3 separate regions of the Mus musculus genome follow, and regions 1 and 3 are each linked to region 2. The links are chromatin loops, found by intact Hi-C in ENCODE. Cell type or tissue: heart. All regions are shown on one strand.

Region 1 (8,000 bases), 75 kb before region 2:
GGTGGGGGAGCACCCTCATAGAAGCAGGGGATAGGGGGATTGGCAGAGGGGAAATTGGGAAAGGGGATAACATTTTACATGTAGATAAATAAAATATCCAATTAAAAAAACGGTATATACATAAGCTAAGATCATCTCAGAGAGCTATTTCATTGAAGATTAAAGACGAAGGCCTTTGCCCAAAAGAAGTGCAACACTATGATCCTCTGAAAATCGCCCCCGCCCCTGCCCCTGCCACCCCCTTGACCCCAGCACTCACTCCCAGCTAGACCATGGTCCTGCATAACTCCACCCATTTTGGATTCTGCTTCATCCTTCCAGCCTGGTGTGCGGCCACTTCTGTCCCCCCCTGAGAGGGAGGTAGCTGAGGTTGTGGAACCACAGCTGGGCCCCTAAAACTCAGACCACAAGGATGAGCCTCTGAAGCTCACATACTGGAGGCTTCAGTGCTAGGCTAGTTACTCCTCATCTTTCAATCCCAATGACTAATTCACTTCCATGTTTAAAGACAAAAGGAAATAGTTAAAACAAAACAAAAAACAAAAACAAAAACCAACTTAGCAGTGCCCCTACCACACTGGAAGACACCCACTGAGAGGGCAACATTATTACAGTCAATATTTCTGAAAAAAAAATCATTGTCTTGCAGCTCAGTTTTACGGGGTTATTTTCTTTTTAAAATTTTCCAGCATAATATATTTATTGAGTATTTGTGAATTTCACATTATGCACCCTGGTCACACTCACTTCCCAGTCCTCCCAGGTCTGCCTCCCCGACTTGGGACCTCACTCTCCTGAAAAAAAAGAAAAGAAAGAAAAAAAAAAAAAAAAAAGAAAACCCAAAACTCAAAACCAACCTCTCCATCCCCAGGAGTCCATTATGTGTTCCCCACATGTTCACTAAGGCCTGGCCACGCTCCCTGTGTCCTGCTGTTTAAAGAAACCCGAGTCCTTCCCATCTGCACTCTCACTGGAAGCCATCAGTTATGGAGAGCTACACTTCAGCATCCTTACCACAATTTTTAAGAGTTCTCTTAGAAAACTTCCTGTCTAGGCTGTTACTTTTTTGGAGGTAGTGTGGGAGGTAGGGTTGTTACAGAAACCTTCCATGACTTTATTTCTCAACTGTGAGTCTACAGTCACCCATACCACTATGGAAGTACTTCCTCACCCTTTACAGCCAGTGGGAGCACAGATTGTGGACTTTCACATGCTTTCTGGCCACAGCACGGATCACAAACATCCACATAGCCTCCAGCATCAGCATGTGCCACCAACCTCAGTGTAGTCTTTGGTGACATCAGATGACTACAGGCATTAATGCAGACCTCTGATGCAGCACAGGTCAGAGACACCATTGCAGCCCTTTGGTGACAGCACAGGTCAAGAACATCAACATAATCTCTTTGGGGCACTGGCCATGAACACCAATATGGTCTCTGGTGGCAGTCTAGCCCACAGGCATCAACATGGTACCAGGCAGCAGCTCAGACCATGGGCATTCAGACACCCTCATGGCCCTCTCTCAGCAGTAGTATGGACCATAGACATCAACCTGGACCAAGGTGATAGCACAATCCATGGACATCAATATGGCTTCAGGTGGTGCACAGAGTACCGACATCCACATGGCCTTTGATGGTAACATGGCCACATCAAAGGCCACAGAGAACTACATGGCCTTTGGCAGCAGCATGGCCCATGCACATCAACACGGTCTCTGGTGACTATGTACAGGCCACTGACATTAATGTGGTCCCTTGTGGCATTATGGCCCACAGCCATTCAAGCTTTTCTTAAATAGAGTTGAGTTCTCAGTAAGTATATTTAGATAGTATATACTAACATAAACATGTAAAAGTGACTGGATAGATTTATTTCTTAAAGCCATAACTTTTAAGTAACAGTTAATTTACTGGATATATACTTAGAAGAGGCTCCATGGAAAAAGTATAAATACGAAATTTTAAATGAGCACATGTCATCTGTACATTTGCTGAATGGAAAATAGAGTTGTTGAGTGTTAATGCCCTAATTTGTCAAAATATATTCTTTTTCAAAGATTTATTTATATTTTGTGTCCGTGAATGCTTGCCTGCATATACGTATGCATATTACCTGTGCAGTATCCTCAGAAGCCAGAGAGTACTTTGGACTCCCTGGAATTGGAGTGACAGACAGTTCTCAGCTGCTGTGTGGGTCCTCTACAAGAGCAGCCAGTGCCCTTAACTCCTGAGCCCTTCCTCCAGCCCCAAGATTCGTAGATAGTTTTTAAATCATGTATTATTATGGGATATAAAGTCCTTCTAGCATTTCTGTTAATTAAGTACGCATGGAGTCCACAGTACTATTAACCCAATTTGAGGCTATGTTATTAAATGGTATAATTTTGTTCTTGTGCATTCATGAACTCAACTGCTAAGTGATTCTAACCCACTGTCTAAAGCTTCAGTGGATAGAGTAGGGAACAGAGTGCAACCACAGCTCTTAGTCACAAAGGTAATCTAAATACTTTAATGTTCTTAACTATTTGTATGATATATGGACATCTTAAGTGCTTATAGGTAAATCACGTGATGAGGATCACTTAACTTACCAAAGAAAGGAGGATGCTCTGATGGCCAACGAGCTGAATTTTAATCTCAGTAAAGCTTGCTACCCTAAGTTCCTCTTTCTCCAACAGGAGGATCAGCTTGCTTTCTTTTCACAACTGTATAGGGACATCTTCGTGTTTCCTCATGTCAGATCTGCTTAGACAAGATCCCAAACTGAAAGTGATGTATTTTTAAATAGAGATCCTGTAGGGAAGAGGGAAGGTTATGCTTCTAGGTGGAATCTACAGTGTTTCTCTGAGGCTTACATTTTTAGTGCTTATTTGTCTATCATCTCTATATGTCTCTATCTTTTTCTATCTCGTTATCATCTATCTATCATCTATCTATCTATCTATCTATCTATCTATCTATCTATCTATCTATCTATCTATCATTTGTCATGTACTCTGTCATCTATTATGTATGAATGTATGTATGTATGTATGTATGTATGATCTCTTCCTCTCCCTCTCCCCCTCCCTCCATCTATCTACATATGTATATATCTATCATTTATCTGTCTGTCTGTCTGCCAGGCTGCATGTCTGCCTCACTGCGGGGTGCCAGGAGCATCACCAGCTCGCCTCTCAGGGGAGGCATAACACAATCCATAATGCGGGTCTTCAGTCTATGTTTGTCTAGAGTGGGAAACAGTGGAGTCTGGGATAATTGCTGTGGTTCTCAGTCTCCAGTGTACCCAGGTGCTACTGCTGAACCAATGGGAGTTGGGAATGAAGGTTCCCTGGCCCATGCTTCCCTTTAGGGCATCCACACTCCAGGCAGATAGGGGATGAGAGAGCCCAGGATGAGGGCAGGATCAGGTTTGATTATGAGTGAGTGCTGAGAGTCAGGAGGGGCTGGAAGAGAGAAGGCCTTCTCTAGGAGATCTAGGCAAAGCTCTCTACAGGAAGCAGGCCCTCCCCACCCTCATAGCAATCCTTGATGAAGAGGAGGTCCTTGCTTGTTCAAAATGCTTTACTTGATGGAGAATGTGAGGGCATACACCTTACTTGGGGGTGGACCAGGGATTAACTATCTTTTGAGGGAAGGGAAGCTCATTGGCTGAATACTTAGGGCCTATCAAGATCCCTCATTAGCACAAGGAACTCCAGGTTTTTATGCTACTTAACTGGTTGCCATGGCCCTGAGTGGGGTGTCATAGTTATGTGCTCCAAAGCAGATGGAGTTAGGTAGGGAGCTGGCCCCACTCTCAGTCTCAATTCTGAGATCTGTTGGGTTTGAGTTCACTAGACTTTACCAGCTCTTCTGTCTGGTGGCATGGTCCATTTACCCCATATCTACCTACCAATCATCTATCTATCTATCTATCTATCTATCTATCTATCTATCTATCTATTTATCTATCTTTTAATCTTTTATCCATCCATTGCTCCACTGCCTTATTGCTCCATCCATCCATCCATCCATCCATCCATCCATCCATCCATTCATCCATCCATTCATCCATCTCCATCCAACCACCTCTACAGAGAGAGCACTACGGCCCATTCCCAGCAGCTTTCTGCTTCCTGATTAGCTGTGATATGGATAGTTGCTGCTCCCCAACCTTCCCCTCTATGATGGACGGAAATCCTTTTGGCCTTTGAAACCATGTGTGAAATGAAACTTTTCCTTTAATTCATGATGAAAAATTAGCACAATTGACATAATTACCCACATAAACCCTTTCTTGTGTCAAATACTCTTGTTTTCTCCATATTGTCGTTACTGTCATGCTACAACTTCTTTCTCTTTGGGTCCCTGTAGCTCTCCTTGCTTATTCTTTTAGTCTTTTTACTTCCTCTTAGAATCTCAACTCTTTCACCACTCTTTAAAAAAAAGTTAATGTTTTCAATGATTTCACTCATGAGCACTGTCTGCACCCCTGGTGGCCTAGTGTCCAAGACCCATTGCTCTCACCTCTGCTGTACACAGCTTTCTTCACAGCCTTTGGTTGAGTAGGCAGCTCTTTTTCTTATAATTGCATTATTACTTTTGTGTGAAACCCTTTTATCTCAATAGAAGTCTTTCTCTGGAAAGAATTTTATTTTCTATTTCCATCATTTTACAGTTTCCTCAGTCAAATTATGAAATGCTATAGTAGGGATGGTCACAGAAGCTCATTCAAAAAACAAAACCAAACAAACAAACAAAAAAAATCAACCAAACCAACCAACCAACCAAACAAACAAACAAAAACAGGACCTGGGACCCAAGTCACCAAGCTCATTAACATTATCCCAGAACTAACCTCTAGGAAGTTGAATAATTTTACCCATGTGAAACTAGCTATAGCAAAGAAACAGTGGGAACTTATATTTAGACCTGCTTATTATTTGGCAAGCTTTTATCTAAAACTTGAAGTGTCAGGGTTAAAAATAAGTGCTGACCAAATTCTACTTTAGACAGTGTCTAGTGCAGACATTTAAACATAACTGTACTCCAAAAAAGAGGAACAAATAATGAATTAGCAAGGACCCCTCTTTGAGAGTGGCTGCCTTCAGAAGGCTCTGACTTAAGCTGAGGGCATGTGATGTCCTAATAGGCAGACAGCCTCAAAGATCACTGATGGTAGGAACAGGAAGCAATTGCTTCTCACAGTTTTCAACATGTTCCCCGTGGGACTTTAGTTTTGTGTTAAGCTTTTCCAAGTCTTCCTGCAGACATTACATCTTAGTCTCTTTCCCTTGGGGAAACATGAATTGGGTTTTGATGATTTAGACATCTAGTATACAGACATGAAGATCAAACAACAGAGACATCAGCTGGGTTTTACCAAAAATAATGTCTCTCAGTGTCGTATTGCATAATGTTAAATTCATTCAACCAGCTACAATCTAGTTTCCATTTTGTTAAAACCTTTTCCTGGAGACTTTATATTCCTTTGGTCTGATACTCATTTTAAGTTTGAGTATACTCAAACTGGTCATTGAGGACTTATTCAACTATAATTTTTAGCTTTACAAATCAGTGAAAGAATCAATAAAATGTCACTTTGTGTGTCATTAATCATAGAATATCTAAGTATCTTTAAAAATATGACAGGTTTTGAAAGGAGTGAATTGGCCTGAGCCAGGCTGACTCCATGACAGGCTGCAAGTTAGCAGTTCAGAAGACCAGGCCCGAGTTTCTTCTTTCCAGAACTGGGCAGGTCGTTACTGGAACAACCCCAGGCTTATGTAAAAAGGACCCCTCCCCAGCTTGCAAAAGGACAATTAGCCAAGCCTGCAGCAAAGAAGTCAAGAGCTAGCCAACCTTATCATGAAGCAAGAATAGTCAAGTATGTTTGAAGCAAGACCCTAAGCAATCATAGCATCACCCAGACCCCCAGAGATGGAACCCTCCAATCAAGATACAGATCACCTGCCCCTTTCTAATGTTCATTTTGGCTTTAAAATTGAATCTGTGAATTCAGTTGGGGTCCTTCCATCCTGATGGAATTTGGTCCCTCTATGAAGAAATTTGTTCAATAAATGCTCTTTGCTTTTGCATACTATTTGAGTCTGTGGTATAATGCTTCAGAGAAATTCATGGGCCCTAACAGCTTATTTAGAAGAAGGCTCATACATACATTGTGGAGGAATAAGGCAAACTTCAGTTTCCTATGTGTTTCTCCTGGAAGCAACAGAGAGGCCTCTATCAGGGTTCACATTACTCAGGACCAAGATTTAGTTAAGCAAAGGTGAAGAGAATTTAGGGAAAAAACACAGAACTTAGACAAGAGGGTACTCTGTCTATACCTGTTGGTGGTGATGGTTTATATAATGAAAGTATTCTAAAGAGAGCGTTTGTAGAAGATGGTAAGTCTTCTTTACATAGGGATATGAGAGCAGGAAAGAACAGGGTACTTACTCTTGGTTAAAATATCATGTTCACCCAATGTGATTCAGATACTCTGAGCCATCGTAGATAATGAGGCTCCTGACTTGACTATATTGGTTCCTCTGTTAGTCGATTAATTAATTAGGCAAACATTGAGTGTCTCATTGTGCCAGGCTCTACCAAAGACATAGAGTGAGGTCAGAACACAGGACAGGTCTCAGGAGATGCTCACAGGATTCACAGTCCCCTGGGGGATTTCCTCCACTTTTACTACACAATTCTCAAACATACATTGAAATCAATTAATCCAAGTTTTCTGTCTTTCTTCTCTCCAAAATTTTTTCTTTCGTCAAATTTAATACAGTGTGTATTTATTTTAAAATGAGGAAGAAAGATGTAAGGCTTAATTATCCCCAATCCTGGGGCAGCAGGCACCACATACATTCCTGTGGTCCTGGTTGCTGCTGACATGTGCTCACAGGTCAACCAGAACCCAGAGTCTGGCTCTTCCAGTCTACATCCTTGTTTGGCTCGCTGGCTTATTTCTCTGGGTGTCCTGTGAGCTGCCTATGTCCTTAAATAGGCTCCTGGGCTCAGGCTATGTTTTAAACTTGGAATTCCCCTTCCCACAGACATCAGCGTTTACCCCATCTTTCCCCAAACAACGGGGAAACGAAGATGGGGGCACACTTGCTCTAAACTGTCTGTCATTGCGCCATGAAGTAAATCCATTGGCCACCTACCAAACCTTTTCACTGTTTTCATATTGGGTATGCCCATGATTGATTACTTGTAGAGAGTTTGTGGGTTTTTTTTTTTTCATATCTGAGCTAGTGGTTGTGCTAGTCAAATGACAGGGAGACAAATAGTTTATGGGCTGATTAAGCTAGGGACAATTTGTAAATTAGAGACATGATTACTGGTTAAGACCATGCACTCTCAATCACAATGCTAGGCTTTACATCTCTCCTGACCTTGGACACGGTGTGCTTCAAAGATTGCTGTTAAAATTATCTTAACGGATACACACCATGCTGGCAATGCTGGCTGTCATCTAACATGCTCTGTTTATCAATAAAGTTATTCTCATTTTTAGTGACGAGATTAGGGTTCACGTAGGGGAAAGTTAGGCACAAATTAAGATTAGATTAACCCTTTATAGGATGAAATTACATTTTGGAATTGGCATATGAAAAAAAAGATTCATTATACAGTAAACAGAAAACCAACTTTAATTAATTTCACAGAAATAACCGAGTAATGAATGTCTCTTTTAACTCAGGGGTCATATTTCTGGCAATGTGAGTTTTCTCTTCGTAAACCACTTGCACATAGCTTCTGACAATGATCGTGTTCTGTTATCTTTTTCTCATCCAATTCCAATTAAACTTACAAACAGGCAAGGATTACTTATTTATTTATTTGTTCTAGTAAAGGGACTTCAGCTGTCATCATTACTCTGTGTGTGTGTGTGCGTGTGCATGTGCTTGCGTGTATACGTGTGTGTTCATGAGTGTACATGTCAGAGTGTGGGTAGATGCACATGGAGATCAGAAGTCAATGTTAGAAGTCTTCTCCAATCAC
Region 2 (8,000 bases):
AAATGAGCTCAAAGAAGAGGATCTGAGCTAGTTTCAATTAGACTCCATGTTAGTATCTAGTACCATCAGATCCCTGTGTGTGAGAAGAGCCGTCTAATATTTCACCATTATGGTAAGCATGTGATTAGCACAAAAGCATGAAGAATTTTCTTAGGTTTATGATTGTTCCAAACCCGTGCATACACACACCTGTACACTCATGCACATGTGCACACCCACACATTCATGCATGCACACACTGTTGGTGTGCTGAACTGGTTCCTCACAGAGGAAAAGCTCCCATGTACAATCCAGAAATGTAGATTTTACCTGCGGGGCAGCCTTTCATCCCTTCCATTCTCATATAGCCAGGGCAGCATTCATATAGCACAGTGCTGCATAGAGGGGGGGAAATTTCAATATTAAAAGAGAGAACTGCAAACCATGTACTTTCACATAAGATGAGCAGAATATTAATTATTCCTATAATGTGCTAAGATTGTAGAAGCCATCTTTTGTTTCTACCCTATAGATACCAGATAGTTATGCAAGTTTGATTTTTCTCTGCACCCTTGAGGCAGTGGGGGGAAAGTCCTGGATCTTGGTACTGAAGGATGGAGTTTAGTGTGCATTTTCTCTGTATACTAGACAGATGTACTTAAACAATGTTCTTGATATAGCAGAATTCAGTCTTCCAACAGTATAATACGGGAAGAGCAATGATAATATCAAAATACAAATAGTTGTGAATACCGAAAGATTGTCTTTAGGATAACTGTGTTAGCTCTAAATACCAGCAAAATGCTCATTGGTGTATGGTACCTTGAAACTAGAAATATACTAGCCCACTTTAATGTATGAAATCCTATCTCATGTAAAATTGTTAGTATGGATTATAGATTTCTCTAGTGTTTACATACATACACATGATATACTTTGATCAGTTTATTCATTTTTACCCTCTTCTGTCTTATTTCATCGCTCCCCCCCACATGCGACAGTGTCTCATGAGACCAGACTGACCTTGAGCTCCCTATGAACTTAAGGATGACCCTGAACCCCTGATTCTCTATGGTGAAAGCCATCAGAGTGGATTTATGTGGTGTTGGGGATCAAACCCAGGGCTCTGTGCATTTGGGGAAAGCAGTCAACCAAGTAAGCTCTATTTATAACTAAGATACAGAGTTACTTTTAAAAATTATCATCATTTATTATTCATTAATTTATCAATTATTGTTATTAATTTAACTGTTCTATACAAATTTAAACTTTCCTATTTTGTTTTAGCTTCTTTTTTTGTAATGTCAAAGAGTTGTCTCAACTGAAACAAGGGAACTGCGTGTGACCCCAATGCAAATCTTCATTTGCCCCCCTTGTGACAATTATACTTCTTTGTAGAAATTAATTGAATGTTCTTGTGAATTTGATTTAAGCACATTGTAAACAATAAACATAAGATATGTCTATAGGAAGAGACCTGAAGATCAATAAGATGAGAACAGGACACTGTGTTTATGAGACAAATGTCTACACCAAACATTAATACAATCTGATAATCAGCTCTGAAGCAGAAAAAGTCATGCTGGGGAAGGGGCGAGCTTGCAGAACAGTGGCCTGGGACCTCAGCTGAGAAGTGGACAATGTGTTTATCTGAGGGGATGTTTCAAATACAACAAAAACGTTTAGGTTTTGTTCACAGAAAGCACATATGCTACACACAAATCCATTTTTCTATATGGCCAGGAAGTCACATAAAGCAAGAAAAAAGCATAATAATTGCTCTGCACAGCTTGGAGGTGGGGAATTTGCCCTCACTATCTGAGTAGTAACAAAAATGTCACAGAAAGCCAACTGAACATGTCACTTGCACCAACAGGGAGCCTGTGGAATGCTTTATGGAAGGGATTCTACATTACTATAAACAGTGCCTTAAACCTAAGCCTAGGGATGCTGATGCCTTCTTGAGACCTGGCCTGTTTCTTTCTAGTAAATTCCCAATGTCGCTGATTAACCAGAAGACAACTTAAAAAGCTGCATGACACAGAAGATGCTGGCAAGGACGTGTCAGGAAGGGAGTGGAGGGCAAGCCAGGCTTCCTCCCTGTCCATTCCATTGGTTTCTTTGCTTAGTTGAGGTTAGCATTTGTATTTGTCTCAGTGAAGAGATGTAAATGTGATTTTGAAATGGAAGCAACTGGAGGAAATTTTGCCAAGGGTACATTGTTAAAGTTTTGGTAAAATGTCTGGCTACCAGCACAACTTTTGGTTAATGGAAAACAAGAGACTCGACTTTGGTTGTGTGACAACTTTGGCATCTCTAATATAGTTACATTGTGAAAATAAGATGACTTTAACTTCCAGAAAGAACATGAAAATACTTTCCTTAAACACTCAACATAGGAAGATCACTGACTTCCCAAGCTTAAATAGTTCTGCATTGAGTGTTTGTCCCAATGGCACGAGGATAGAAATTGTCTTTCTATGTATGTATGTATGTATGTATGTATGTATGTATGTATGTATGTATTTAAAGGTTTCTCACTTTGGAGCTCAAGGTATCCTAGAGGTTGTAGAGGTTGGGGCAGTCTTCTTGCCTCAGCCTCTTTAGAGGGTACATGAAGTTCACCATGGTATCTTAAGTACATATTCAGATCCTCCAGTCCTCAAGGCTACCTCATAGAGGATCAGGTTGATGGCAGCAAGGGGCCCTTCCATTATTTTCAACACTGGGATGACATGAGCTATCCTACCTTTGAGACAGCACCCTCTTTGTAAAATGATAAATTGGGCAAGTGATTAACTTTTATAGACCTAGTGTTCTTATTTTTCTTACCAATAGCTATAGTGAAATAAATCAACAAACATGTCTACTACATCGTCAATCATGTTTTCCATCTCTAAGTTGATCAGTGAAATATACAGCAGAACCATGGGAGAATCATCCTTTTAGCTACAGGAATATTCGACCAAGTGATGGGCTTCACTGTCACTGTAATGGTTTCCTGGGGATCAGGCAGCCTGTGGAAAGTGCAACATCTTTCTCACTTTGTGCTTAGTGAAAATTCAGGGGTGAAGTGGAATCTTTATCATGATGTCTAAATGACTGGAGAAACATCTATTTGGGCTTTTACAATTTGACATTTCATATCAATTTGTTCTCCTTGATTCTGAGTGTGTGTGTGTGTGTGTGTGTGTGTGTGTGTGTGTGTGTGTGTGTATAGATATAAGACAAGCAAATGAAACACAGAGTGTATTAGGATCTCTTAAGACAGAAGAGGACAAAACAACAAAGAGTGTACAATGAGTAGAGACCACATTTTTTTTTTTTCACATAGATTCAGGACATATCACATGGTCACAGGGCCTGCTTTGGCCTCTTCAGCTTATGCACTTAGAGAGAAATCTACTCTTATAACAGTGGTGTTGAGAGGGAGCTTCTCTGCCTGTGCATGTGCCTTGCTTTAAAAACACATGAGTTTGGACAGTATCTTCAACTGGGGTGTGTGCCCAAGAAGAGGCAAATACCATCCTGTAGGCTCTTCAAACTTTCAATAAAGAAAAGGGTGAGACTCACGTTTTCTTCCCGCAGATAGCACCTTGATACCAGTTCTTACAGGAGCTGAAGTATTTCTTTTTGGTGCCCAGAATTTGCTGGAGGGCACAGACGTTTGGGCTGGAGATAGAGAGGGAGGAGGGCGAGGAAAAAAAGAGTTAATTGCTATGGCACCTGCCTCTTCCCAATTACAGGTCAGGTGACTGAAAGAAATGTTTGGGTGAAGTCCTGACATTCCAAGATGAGATCTCAACTTTGTATAAAGCTAACTCCTGTCCCAGTTCTATTGAGCTGCTGGCAAAAGCAGAAGTCTAAGAAAGATAGGAAGAGGAGGGAGAAGAGGAAAAAGGGAGGGGTATAGGAGGGAGGAGAGGATGTAGGGAGGGGAGGGGTGAGGAGAAGGGAAAAGGGAAGGGGGAGGAAGGGGAAGGCAGGGAAGACCACTGTATACTTGAGACTTATACCAGTATTTCAAAAAGTTAACCTGGCAGGGATATTTTAACAGAATTAGACTTAACAGAGTTTAGATTTATGTACAAACTACTGTTAATAGAGAAAAATTCCATTATTTTAAAACTAAGCATTTATTCATTTGGGAGATGGGTAGCTTCAGGATTTTTCTCGACAGCAGGAGACTGATGGTAAAGGACACAGGTTTTACTTCACACTCTGCTGTGTGACTCCCTAGGTGCTTACAGAAGTAGATTGGTGTTAAAAGTAACTTTTGAACAATGCCTTTACACAAATGAAATTTGTTTCTTTAAAGAGAACAAGTAAGAGTATCCTTCTCTATTGCAATTTTAAGCTTGCTTTCTCTTAAAGGGATGGAAATTCTACTCCACTGCTAAGCAGACTGCTCTGAGAACTCAGAAAAATGAAAATCCCCCTAAGGCTTAGGGAGGAATGCCAAGAGTCTCATGCAAAGTGTGCAGATGTTTGCTTGAGTTACTAAGATGTTTCTAATAACTTTTGAAAATCCTACATTTATCCTAGAAGATTAAAAAAATACTCCAAAAAGCCCAGAGTTAAATTTTCACATACAAAACAAAGGAAATTTGCACTGATATCTTGCAGGACATCTTAAAACCTTTGACATGATACCATTAAAGAGCAGACACTCTGATTTTGAAAACCATATTCTGCAGTAATGGAAAGAAATAAAATGCCAAGTAAACTGAATTAGTAAGGATTACCAAACTGTATTTCGTTAATTACATTAAAATTAACAACCCACATCAATTAAAAATACTTGCTATGTTGATAGCACTTCTTATGAGTTTAAGGCATATATATGTCATAGTAACTGTATATCTATCTACATCTATATATGTATATTTATAGAAGACCCATAATTGTTTCTTTTCCTATTACCTTGCAATAAGTAAAACAGCTCCCCTGTGGTGCATTTACAAGGAACTTCACGCATATTTCTAGAACAAGCTAAGTGAGACATAAAGATAAAACAAGCCAGGGACTTACCCCTGATCCCGACCCCTGATGCGGCTGTGAGCCAGGACCTTGTCATAGTAACTGTTGGCATTTGCAGGGTTAATATCACACAGGAACAGCAGCAGCAGAGCATATAAGGGCAGGAGAGGAACCATCTTCAGCCCTGAGCTCCGTCCAGGAAGAGATCTGGCCTGTGCTCTGGAGAGCTGAGTTTATATAGCTCTGGGCTGTGGGAGGGAGCAAGGCTGTGGGAGGGGGCGCTGGGCCAACCTGAAGCTTGCGATGGCCTTACAGAAGCACCAGCAGCCCTGGGCTGTCCCTGGAAATCTCCTGGGTTCTGAGCAATCTGAACTCTGTCTCCTATTTGTTTTCAATCATGGTGAGCCCGTTTTTCACTTCTATAGGTTTACATTGCGAAAAGAGCTGATTCTGAGTTTAGGGATCTCTCTGCCTTCTGTCTCTGCCACCACACTCTGTGTCTCTGAGCTCAGTTACTTTCCTGGTTTGATCTGATTGCACTTAAATCACTCCACAGCAGAACACGGAGAAGAGAAATCACAGGGGCATTTAACCCAAATCCTGGATAGATGTACAATGCATTTAAAGTGTGATTTCCACAGCTTATGTGGAAGAGACACATGCCCCTTGAAGTCCTATGAAACTGGGGCCATGTCTTTTCAACTCATAATGAGTATAGAGGGTTAAGTAACAAAGATCTACTTTGGGAGAATTTCTCTAACTTTTGAAATATATCTATCTATCTATCTATCTATCTATCTATCTATCTATCTATCTTTCTCACAATTTTACTTTTTTTTGTTTTCCATTACACACACACTGCATACTCTGATAAGCCCTGGAAACAAGTATTACTAATCCAGAAATAATGTGGCAATTAAATGCATATTAAGAAACAGGGTTGCTGCCAAGAGTATCCTTCTGCTTTCTGTAAGAACAACTGTACTCTCTTGGAGTTGAACCTCAGCATTCTTAGCTGAGGGAAGACACTTTGTTTTTTTGTTTTTTTGTTTTTTGTTTGTTTTTTAGGTCTTCACACATGACCAGATATGAGATGCAGAGAAACCTTTCGATGAAGAAGCTGCGAAGATACGAAGCTTCAGTTGGCAAGGAATGGAAACAGCCATCAGTCTCTGTGAATGCACACATTTTAAAGCATCTCTAGAGAGGGGGGTGTTTTCTGTGCTGTGTTGTGAAGCCCCCCCCCATACCCATTTATGGGTGTCAGTATTGTTTTCCCACTGACAAGGCAAAGACACTGTGGCTGTTTTACAGTTGGAAAAGTTGAAGGGAGGCCACATTAGTCCAGAGAGAATTCCTTATCTGGAGAGATGTGTAAGCTTCCCATGAGAAGTTTCCTTTCAGTGTTAAAATAATCCTGCAACTAACAGCTAATTTATTAAGTACACAGCCAAACAACACAGTTTGAAGATGAGTCAGAGGCCTCTGTCACTTCTGAAATTTTGGTATTAAAGGATTGAAAGTGTATAAAACTATCTCTGGAGAACTGGGAGAGAAGCTATCATGGAAAGTAAACTATGTTCCTTCCAGGGCACTTGTGTGATAGAAATCTAATCTCTTATTTATATTTATCTAAATGAAACTATTCTAACTTTAACTGCCTCTTTTTCTTGTTTGCTTTATAAATAGTTTTTGCTACTCTTAGTTTGTACAAATGGTGGGCTGTCCGTAACTGCTCAATGAAAAGGCAGCCGTATCTCATGCACATAAGGTCTATCTGATATCAACCAACTGGCTGTTAGAATGTTTATTGATGAGGTTACTGCAGTATTCTGACAAGCAGCACACATTCACTGTTTGGCACAAGGCAAAGCATACTCTCGTATGACAAAAAGGCACCCTGAAACCCCCTTTTTATAGTGTCCAATAATAGAAATCTGAAATCGTTCCACTCTGAGCATCATGTTTGAGACTTACCAAACTCTCATCAAGTCAACAAATGCCAACCCTTCGAAAATATTTACCAATTAGGATCAGTAATGACATCAGGGAGGTCTTCAAAAAAAAAAAAAAAAAAAAAAAAAAGAGCCGGAGACACACAGATCACCCATAAATCTTGAGAAGAACGAGAGTAGAGATTTTAGGTAAAGATGAAGAAATCAGAGTGCTTGAGAAACAGAGGCCAGGTCAGAAGAGTGATGCTGTATGTTAATTGTTGGAAGAAAGTCCAAAGCTAAAGTCTGGCTCTGAGCCAGTTTGGGGACGGCTGAGAAAAGGAAGGCAGTTTTGAAACTGAGAAGGGAAGCTAGCTGAAGTTGTAGAAGAGACTGGGAAAAAAATCCCCGGAAGGGCACACTCTCTTCCGGGGCTCTCATCAAAAGTCGCTCTCCACACAGGGCCCTTTCTCTTCAGCTCTGTGAAACTATGCTGACACTACTGACCCCTGCAATTTTCCTACCAGTCGGGAAGATGACGGAAATCATGAAAATGAAGTCCGACTTTCCAGGGCTGCAAAGTCTGACCCAGAGATGTAAGTCATTACTGAGAAAGAAATGGTTCATTATGTAGCTGAAGAGAGATAGTGTGTCTGAGAAACAGGGCCGTTTCTCTCTAGCCGCGGCATGCTGATTTATAGGCAGTTCTCTGTTATCTGGCCTCGGGAGACCATGAGGTCATTACACTGCCACGCTTACTCACCACTGTGAAACCAACCTCAAACTCCAGCAGTCCCTGGGACTCCTCGCGGACTCTGCACTCTGTAAGCCTGTGCACACAAACCATAAGCAGGATGCCCTTGGTCTTGATTGTATCACTAATTTTAAAATGCTTCTATATTAACATGCGGTCCATAGGTTGCCATGGCACATGAGCTCAAAAGTTGCTTACATATAGAATAAATAATACATGTAACTCTTATAACCCAGCCAAGCCTTGGAGTCAACCCTGCACCTTCTTAGGAAAAGTGCTTCTCACTACCTCCGCACCCGATCTGTGTCTCCACTAGCTTTCTCTAGTCCTGTAAATGGAAACTCTATGCAAGA
Region 3 (8,000 bases), 120 kb before region 2:
TTGGATATTAGCCCTCTATCAGATTTAGGATTGGTAAAGATCCTTTCCTAGTCTATTGGTTGCTGGAGGATTCCCCTGAGCAGCAGTAGTGGTTTTACCTGCGCTTACAGGCTTGTCTGCATTTGTGGAATGCCAGCTCTCTCCCAGTGCTATTTGGGTATGGAGCTCTGTGGCAGAGGATCAGCTCCGGGTCAGTGTCCCAGGCCACTCCTTGGTTCCTCTAAACACTCTGCTTCAATATGAGTTATAGGTAGAGGTGGTATTAACACATCTCCAAAATTGCACTCCTCAAATGATGCTGAAAATCTCCATAACCTGTTGTATAAGCCTTTGATGTATATTATGCTCTTTATCCCTCTTAGTCAGGAGGGAAAGGAGACACACAACTTTAGCCTTATGGTACATTTTTGCTAGGAACTAAGAGTTCACTGCCAGGTGGGTGTATCCAAAAGTAGTATTCATAAAACACACTTTGTAGTTGTTGTAGTAATGGAGTACTTCAGTGCATGAAGACAGTGTGCTGGGAGCGGAGGACAATGTAATTTAGTGAGCTCACATGGGAGGTACGGGAACACTGGAAGTCAGGCCTGGAGCTGGGCTGGGGGCATTGGAGGGCTCTGAATGTCCTGGTGAGATCAATGTTTAACGTGAAGCCATGGAAGATTTTTATGGCTGTACAAGCTGTGACTTAGAACAGTTGGGGAAAATGATTAAAAGGAGACAAGAAGCAGGGAGATGACTAAGAGACTATTTTAACATTTTGTCTCAGACCAGAGTAGGGCATTTGGTCATCGGGAGACTCCGCGGTGAGTCTGTGTCTAGGAATGCAGCAGTGCATTATTAAGCAGTGCGTTCAGGAGGAAGCTGCCCATGTGCTACTCTTGGACAGTCTTCAGATGTGTGTAAGAGATGTCCAGGCAGATGACAGTCAGAATTTGCTGCTCAAATTCCTGGGGAAAGGCTATTGTCGTTATTCCACCTCTTGTGGCTCATCTGTTTGTTTGTTTTTCTTGGCTGCTTCAAGCTCATCTCTGAGTTGGGCATATTTTTCCTTGGGTATCTAACATCCATGTTTCACATGTAAGGTTTTTAAAAAAAAAACAAACCCTTATTCTATGTATGTGTTGAGGCCAATAGCTTAGGTTATCACTGAAAATAATAGTCCCAAGGTCTTAGGAGAATATTGGGAACAGTACCACACAACCCATGGCAGCCCTTAGCTACAAGCCCGAGTCAGCTTGGAGATAAAAATGTGGCAAGTATAGGCAGCCTTAACCATCACTTTTGCACAATGGAAGACCTAGTGTTGACCAGCCTGGGTAACTTTAGTGTGTGGCAAGGTCTCAGATTTACCCTTAGTGGTTAGATGCCGTTGCAGTGATCAGCATAGATGGTTGGTAGCCTGGAGGAGAGAGCCTGATGCTTGGGGTGTGGACCCTGAGCTGGTTACTTTTATATGAATGAATAGGCATACAGCATTAGATGGTTTTCAAACCATCATTATTGTGGTTTGAAAAGCATTTTTAAGTAGATCCTCTCATCTTCTCAAATCCTCTGCATCCTGCCCCCTTGTAATCTCCCTTCAAACTTTGCTTTCATGTCCTGTGTGTCCTATTTTCTCTCCCCTGCCTTTCTCAGAATATCCTTTACCCCCCCTCCCCTTTTCCTGCATTTGCACCCGTTCCAAGCTGGGGCCCACATAGGAGAAAGTGCGTGTGGTATTTACCTTTCTGGGCCTGAACTGCCTCTGTAAGTATAATAATTTCCAGATCCCCTCTTTTTTGCATATTTTATAGTCTGAATTTTCTTTGGAGCTGAATACAATTCCATTGTGTATATATTACCACATTTCACTATCTCGTCATCTGTTACTGGGCATCCTTGCTGGCTCCATTTCTTTGCCGTTGTGAATCGAGCAGCAGCAAACATAAATATAAAATCTTCTGTGAAGGACATGGGGTCCTCTGGGAACCCAAGGAGTGGTCTAGCTGCAGAATAAGGTAGTCTTTTTTTTTTTTTAATTTCTTGAGACTACTCTAAAGTGATTTTCACAATGGCTACACTAGTTTGCAATCACACCAGCAGTGAGTAAGGGTCTCCTTTTCCCCTCAGCCCTCTGGCATTTCTTATCTGAGTTCTTGATGACTGCTATTCTGAACAGGCTAAGGTGGTGTCTCAGGGAAGTTACAATTTCCATTTTGCCAGTGGCTGTAGATGCTGAATACTTTAAAAATGCTCATTGGTCATTTGTTTCTCTTAAGAAGTGTCTATTTATACATCAACTCACTTTTGAGCGAGAGCAACAGCGAGAGGTGCGGTGGTGAAGAGAGAAAAGAGAGAAGAGAGAGGAGGGGAGAGGGGAGAGGAGAGAGAATGTATGCATGTATGCATGTAATATTTTAGTTCTTTACAGTTCTGGAGAGTAGGCCCCTCTGAAGTATAGCTGGCAACGATTTTCTCCCATTCTGTCAACTGTATGCTCTGCTGATAGATTCTTTTGCTATGCAGAAACTTCTAAATTTCATGCACTACCATTTGTCCATTTGTCATTTCTAGTTCCTGTGTGACCAGAGCCCCATTTGGGAACTTCCTGCTTGTGCATATAGCTTGAAGACTGTTCTTTGTGTTTCCCTTAGACATTTTACTAGTTGGGTTTGGAATTAAGGCCTCAGTTATCTATTTTAACACTATCCATGTTCAACAAATCCCATCGGTTCCTTATTTTCAGTTGTTTTTTTTTAAAGGTGGCTTCGATTATGTAGTCTTTATGTTCTGCTAGCTTTAGTATTCTGTGATGCTAACATAAAGAAAGGCATATGGTACCATACTTATATAGAATCCTTCATATTGTTTTTACTTAACATGCTAACTAGACACACTCTTTTAGCTTTTAGCTGAAAATATTTTTCCCTTTTAAAAGAAATGCACTGTTAGGGAATATATTACATGCAACAGAACATGTGTTTGTGGTTTGGTATGAGACAGCCCACTAAATTCTCCCTCCCTTTACTGATGTTGGATGTTGGACACAAGAGCTCGGCAGCTTAATCAGTGATTATGTGCTCTGAGCTCAGAGTTCCATTTGCAATCAGCAAGGCCGACAGCTGTAAACACTCTTGCCTTCTGCCTGGGAGAGTTGAGTGTTCCAGCAAATGCACATCACAGCGGAAAACCCATGATTACTTTCCAGTGTCTCTGTAACATGCCATCGCACAGTTGTACTTGAAGCTAGCAGAATGTCCTCTGCATTTAGGGTGGGGCTCTGGACTTTGCCTGAAACCTGGTAAGACTCACTGTGTCCTCAAAGTTGGATGCTTTGAAATCAAACCCTCAGCCAGCCACCAGTTTTATGTACAATCCCTTCTACTCATTGTACTTTTTAATGATTTATTTTATGTGTATGAGTACCTGCATATACATACGTACATGACATGTAGGCAGTAGCCAAAGAGGCTAGAAGCCAGCATCCAGTCCCCTGAAACTAGAGTTACAGAAAGTGGCAAACCACCAAGTAAGTGTGGGAACTGAATCCATGGTCCTCAGCAAGGGGTCCTCTGTAAGCTGAGACAGTCCTCCAGCTTCCCACCCCTGTCTTAAATCTCTTTTGCTTGGGACAAAGTGGATAAAAGTGTGTTAATTGTGAGGTCTTAAGATACTTGCCTTGGAAAAAAACCCTCAGCACATAATCTTCTTGTCTTGGCTGGGAACAGGTGAGGGTATTTCTTCTTCAGAGGAGCAACATTTACGTTAATATTGTAGTTGTTATGAATGAATTAGGGGAGGGAAGAAAGTAAATGGGAGGGGTAGAGCAAGGGTAAAGATGAACAGAGCTGAGTTTGTGGGGGAGAAACGTATTTGGCGATATTTTATTAATGAAGTTACTTCTTGACTTGTACATCGTCCAGGGAGACTCTTTACAAGTGGACCTCGGAAATGCTCCTGCCAGACTGTTAAGATGGGCATTTCTTCACAGATCTCCACTATCCCTGCTCACCCCAGACCAAGAACAGTAAGTCTTGATAAGCTTCCCTAGAACATCCATTTTTTTTGTAGATGATTTTTATATTAAAATAAAGATGAAAATTTGAAAAATAGCCCTCTTAGAATAAGCATAAAACTTGAATAAAATTTCCATCCATGATGGGTGGTTTCAGTTCTCAGTACCCATTTCCCCAGGCTAAGCTTTATCCCCTCCCTTCCCCACCCCCAATAGGTAATAAATGTTAAGGACCATTTATCTCCTATGATTTAGTTATTAGTCAATTATGCCACAAAAAATGTAAAGTTGCCATGGAAACCCAGATTTATAAATGGCAATGTCATTCATCCAAACAGACTCTGCCTTCATGAGCCCAAGGTGATGGAGGCAGCTCCAGTCAGTCCTAACGGCTCATTTGTGGTAAATCTGAAAAGCAGGCATCTAGTTTTCGCCAATAACAAGAAGAACTTAATGGGACTCATTAGGTCTGGGGCATGTGTTTATTACAAAGCCAACTAGAGCTCAGCTTACGCTCATATACTTCAGATACTGGAGTCGGGGATCAGGAAAGTAGAACACAATGATGACTTGGAAGAAACCATGGAAGACAGTGTTGACTTGTAATGGCAATGTTATTACTGTTTTTATTGTTTATTTTTGAGACAGGGTCTTCAGTAGCTAAGGCTTGTCTCAAACTTGCTAGCACAGGCTAACTTTGAACTTCTGGCCTGCCTGCCTTCCCTCCCAAGTGCTGAGATGACAGGGGCATGCTACCAAGCCTAGTTTATTACTACTGGCTTTATAACTTAAAAATCACAGATTTTCACAGCCCTGTGGCAAAGGGGGAGGTTGGTAGTCTTTGGCCCTGCAGAATGTGCTTCTAAAGTGACTTCTCTTGGGTTTTAGAGAAAAGAATCAGACTCTCATTAGACCTTTTCTTATAGCAGAAGCTTCTCACACACACTCCTGTGACCTCTCTCTAGAGGTCTCTCTCCAGAGAGATCCATAGTCCCTCAGGGAGGTCACAGTTAACTACGACAATTCTAAGTGCTGCTGTTATCTTCCTGAAAGGAACTGAATATTTTCTGTGCCTCACATGACTTTCTAACTTTCCCCCTTTTCTATGACGTTTTATGGATCATGGTTGAATTCCATTTTGAGTATATAAAACCTGTAACACAACTAACAAGTGGGCCCCAGGGAGAGACATGAACTTTGTTCCAGCACATAACTCATCTCTCCATTGCTAACATCCAGCAACTCCGACAAGTGTTCCCACAGTCTGCACACTGACTAGCCCTCCCCCAACATCCCATAACCTCTAGATAATGTTGGAGCTATTCCTAGGAGGGCTTCATCTTCCCCAAAGTAGGGCCCTTCTTTTGCATAGCCTTCTTTCTTCCATATTCATCATAATACACAAGTGAGGAATTTCTTTAACATGTTCTATGGCCTGTTCTCTTTTTGACAATTTGTCATTGTCCTCTTTCTGTTGTATCCAGCGCATGTGCTAGTGTCCTAGAGAGAAGCTGGTGCCTTCTTACTGTTCTGCAATTCTGGTTTCTGGCTGATGATGGCCCAGTGTAGAATAGTCTGGGAGGTTGTATGTCATTGGTAAGAACTGTGCTTACAATCTCAAGGTGCCTCACACCGCCTGCTGCGCTCAAAATTGCAGGATGCAAGGCTGATATGAAGATCACAGGAATGGAAGTGCACCATCTACTGCTTCCAATTGCCCATGTAGTGCCAGGGAAATGTTAGTGATCACCCCCAAAACAGATAGGAGCTGATCTGATGCAAATTCATAGCAGGGTCTTAATCTATTTGAGCTAGCTTGGGTCCCCCTTCCCCACAGGATGCACAGGATGATTTTGGTGGTGGGTTGAACCTTGAATATCTGTCAGGGCAAGGGTTTATAGTAAACAGCAAGAAGGGGTAAGTGTGCATACATCTACTTGGAAAGCTATTGCCTTTAACATAATTGGCTTGTGCTGGGAGTCATATCATAAACTTAATTTCTGTTCTCCTCTGTATTGGTGATTGTTAGGCAGGAGGTGGGCTTGTAACCTGGGGGTGCAGGTTTGTTGGGGGAATAACCTGGAGATGCTGGTCTTGTTGTTGGGGATCTAAGCTGGAGATGCTGGTCTTGTTGGGGGTCTAACCTGGAGATGCTGTTCTTGTTCAGGGTCTAACCTGGAGATGCTGGTCTTGTTGGGGGTCTAACCTGGAGATGCTGGTCTTGTTGGGGATCTAACCTGGAGATGCTGGTCTTGTTGGGGGTCTAACCTGGAGATGCTGGTCTTGTTGGGGGTCTAACCTGGAGATGCTGGTCTTGTTGGGGGTCTAACCTGGAGATGTTGAGGGTGAGCCTAGAAACCGGAGCTAGGTTTGGGTTTTGTTAGGGGAATAGCTTGGAAACTAAGGCTAGATACTAGCCTGTTAGTTTACCTGAATTCAAACTTAGGTCAAGTTCTCTAAAAAAATGGTGTCTGAATTGAAAAGATTTGGCCTCTCACCTCCATGGGAGATGCTTTACCACATCCCCGAGTTTTAGAAGATAGGTGTTAGACTGCATTAACACTTTTTTCTTTCTTTCTGCTGCTTTGTTTCCATCTTGTATGATCCTGTTGAGAATTTGTCAGTTTGGTAACTCATATCTCTCTCCTTTGAACAATGTTGCTGGTCTTACTGCCCTGTAGCCTAACAGACAATGATGCCTTGGCCATATTTTTCGGACAATGAATGTGGTTCACTTTACCGAGATCTTGCTATCTTGCTGTGTTTGGGAGGTGCATCATTCCAAGCCCATGATTTTGCTGCAGCTGCTGGATCACATGTCTTTTCTCAAGGGACCTCGGATGAACCTTAGCTGCTGGTGAATGTTCTTCCTGTCTTACATTCAAGCCATATGCTGAATGTAGTATAGCATTGTATCTAAATTACAAAAGGAATAGTCTGGATGAATTTCCAAGTATAGATAAAGGCACTAAAGATAACAGAAGAAATTGAATCCAGACATTTTAATTTTCTGATAAACAAACGTAGTGAGCATAGGACATCCACAGCTACTTTAAAAACGGCACGTCAAACATTCCATTTTCTTTTGGCAGCAAACACAGCTACTTGTTCACAGAAAATATATTTTCTTCAAAGGGTACTATAGTATTTTATATTTTAGTCTTGAAAGAGGGAAAGGACATAGTTTGTAGTCGTGACTTTAAATAATGGTATTTTTAAGGGAAATGAAGATAATTGGCCACAAAGTGTAATACTGAATTCCTTTCAATAACACAAAGCCAATTTTGTGGGTTCACTGAAAAATAAGTAACCAGTTTGTGTTTCTAGGCTCTAAACTTAAATACAGAACTGACTTGTAGGCAGCAACAGAAGGGGACTCTCATGGAGGGATTCTTTGAAGGTCTTAAGGAGCCCTGGAATGACTGCTTAGTTCTGTCATGCATATATTTAAAGACAGCAAAATTAATACAAAACAAAAACAAAAACAAAACAAAACAAAACAGCAAACAAAAAAGCTTAAAATAGCTCAGGGTCTTGAAAGATAGTTCAGTGGTTAAGAGCACTAGCTGCTCTTGCAGAGTGTCTAGGTTCTATTTCTAGCACCCACAATTACTTGTAACTTCAGTCCCAGGGGACGCTGACACCCTCTTCTGGCTTCTACAGGTACTGTATGCTCACACATTCTCTCTCTCTCTCTCTCTCTCTCTCTCTCTCTCACACACACACACACACAAACATACACACACACTGAAAGAGAAAATAAATCTCTTTAAAAAGAGAAAAAAAATCCAACAGTACACAACTAGGGTTCATAGTGATGACCTTACTGCACCCTCAAATTAAAATTATATTTCCTTTTGCAAACAAATGCTTCAGTTCCAACTTTGGTTATGTACTCATATGGAAAACATAATTCAGACCTCTGAGAAATGTGCTTTGAGCTCCAACTCAAAGTGATAATTATGACTACCTAATGACAATTGACTGGATTTCCAGAACATTC

Evidence for each region. Peaks named below come from ENCODE experiments on the same cell type or tissue, not always from the same donor. Only the 100,000 strongest peaks of a DNase experiment are listed, where the experiment ranks them.
Region 1: a loop joins it to region 2, with 2.1 times the contacts of the local background. A loop is called at or near these places in 2 of 42 quality-filtered maps.
Region 3: it touches region 2 in a loop (2.5-fold over the local background); 3 of 42 quality-filtered maps call a loop at or near these places.

Annotation. Positions count from the first base shown.
Region 1 is chr3:54,433,729-54,441,728 of GRCm38, reverse strand. No RefSeq gene overlaps it. Among named protein-coding and RNA genes, the nearest start is that of Postn, 77 kb to the right of the region's middle. In heart, no CTCF peak of the experiment used is centred here; no DNase peak of the experiment used is centred here.
Region 2 is chr3:54,358,278-54,366,277 of GRCm38, reverse strand. It overlaps Postn (periostin, osteoblast specific factor), which reads right to left and starts at 5,171. Exons shown (of 22, transcript NM_001198765.1): 1 at 5,011-5,171; 2 at 3,553-3,651; 3 at 310-374. The coding sequence starts at 5,135. Gm31095 (a long non-coding RNA gene) reads left to right here and starts at 5,207. Exons shown (of 2, transcript XR_375670.3): 1 at 5,207-5,359; 2 at 6,028-6,616. In heart, no CTCF peak of the experiment used is centred here; a DNase peak (open chromatin) is centred at 7,617; H3K4me3 peaks cover 338 bases; H3K27ac peaks cover 1,006 bases.
Region 3 is chr3:54,473,284-54,481,283 of GRCm38, reverse strand. No RefSeq gene overlaps it. Among named protein-coding and RNA genes, the nearest start is that of Gm31154, 58 kb to the left of the region's middle. In heart, no CTCF peak of the experiment used is centred here; DNase peaks (open chromatin) are centred at 803 and 3,123.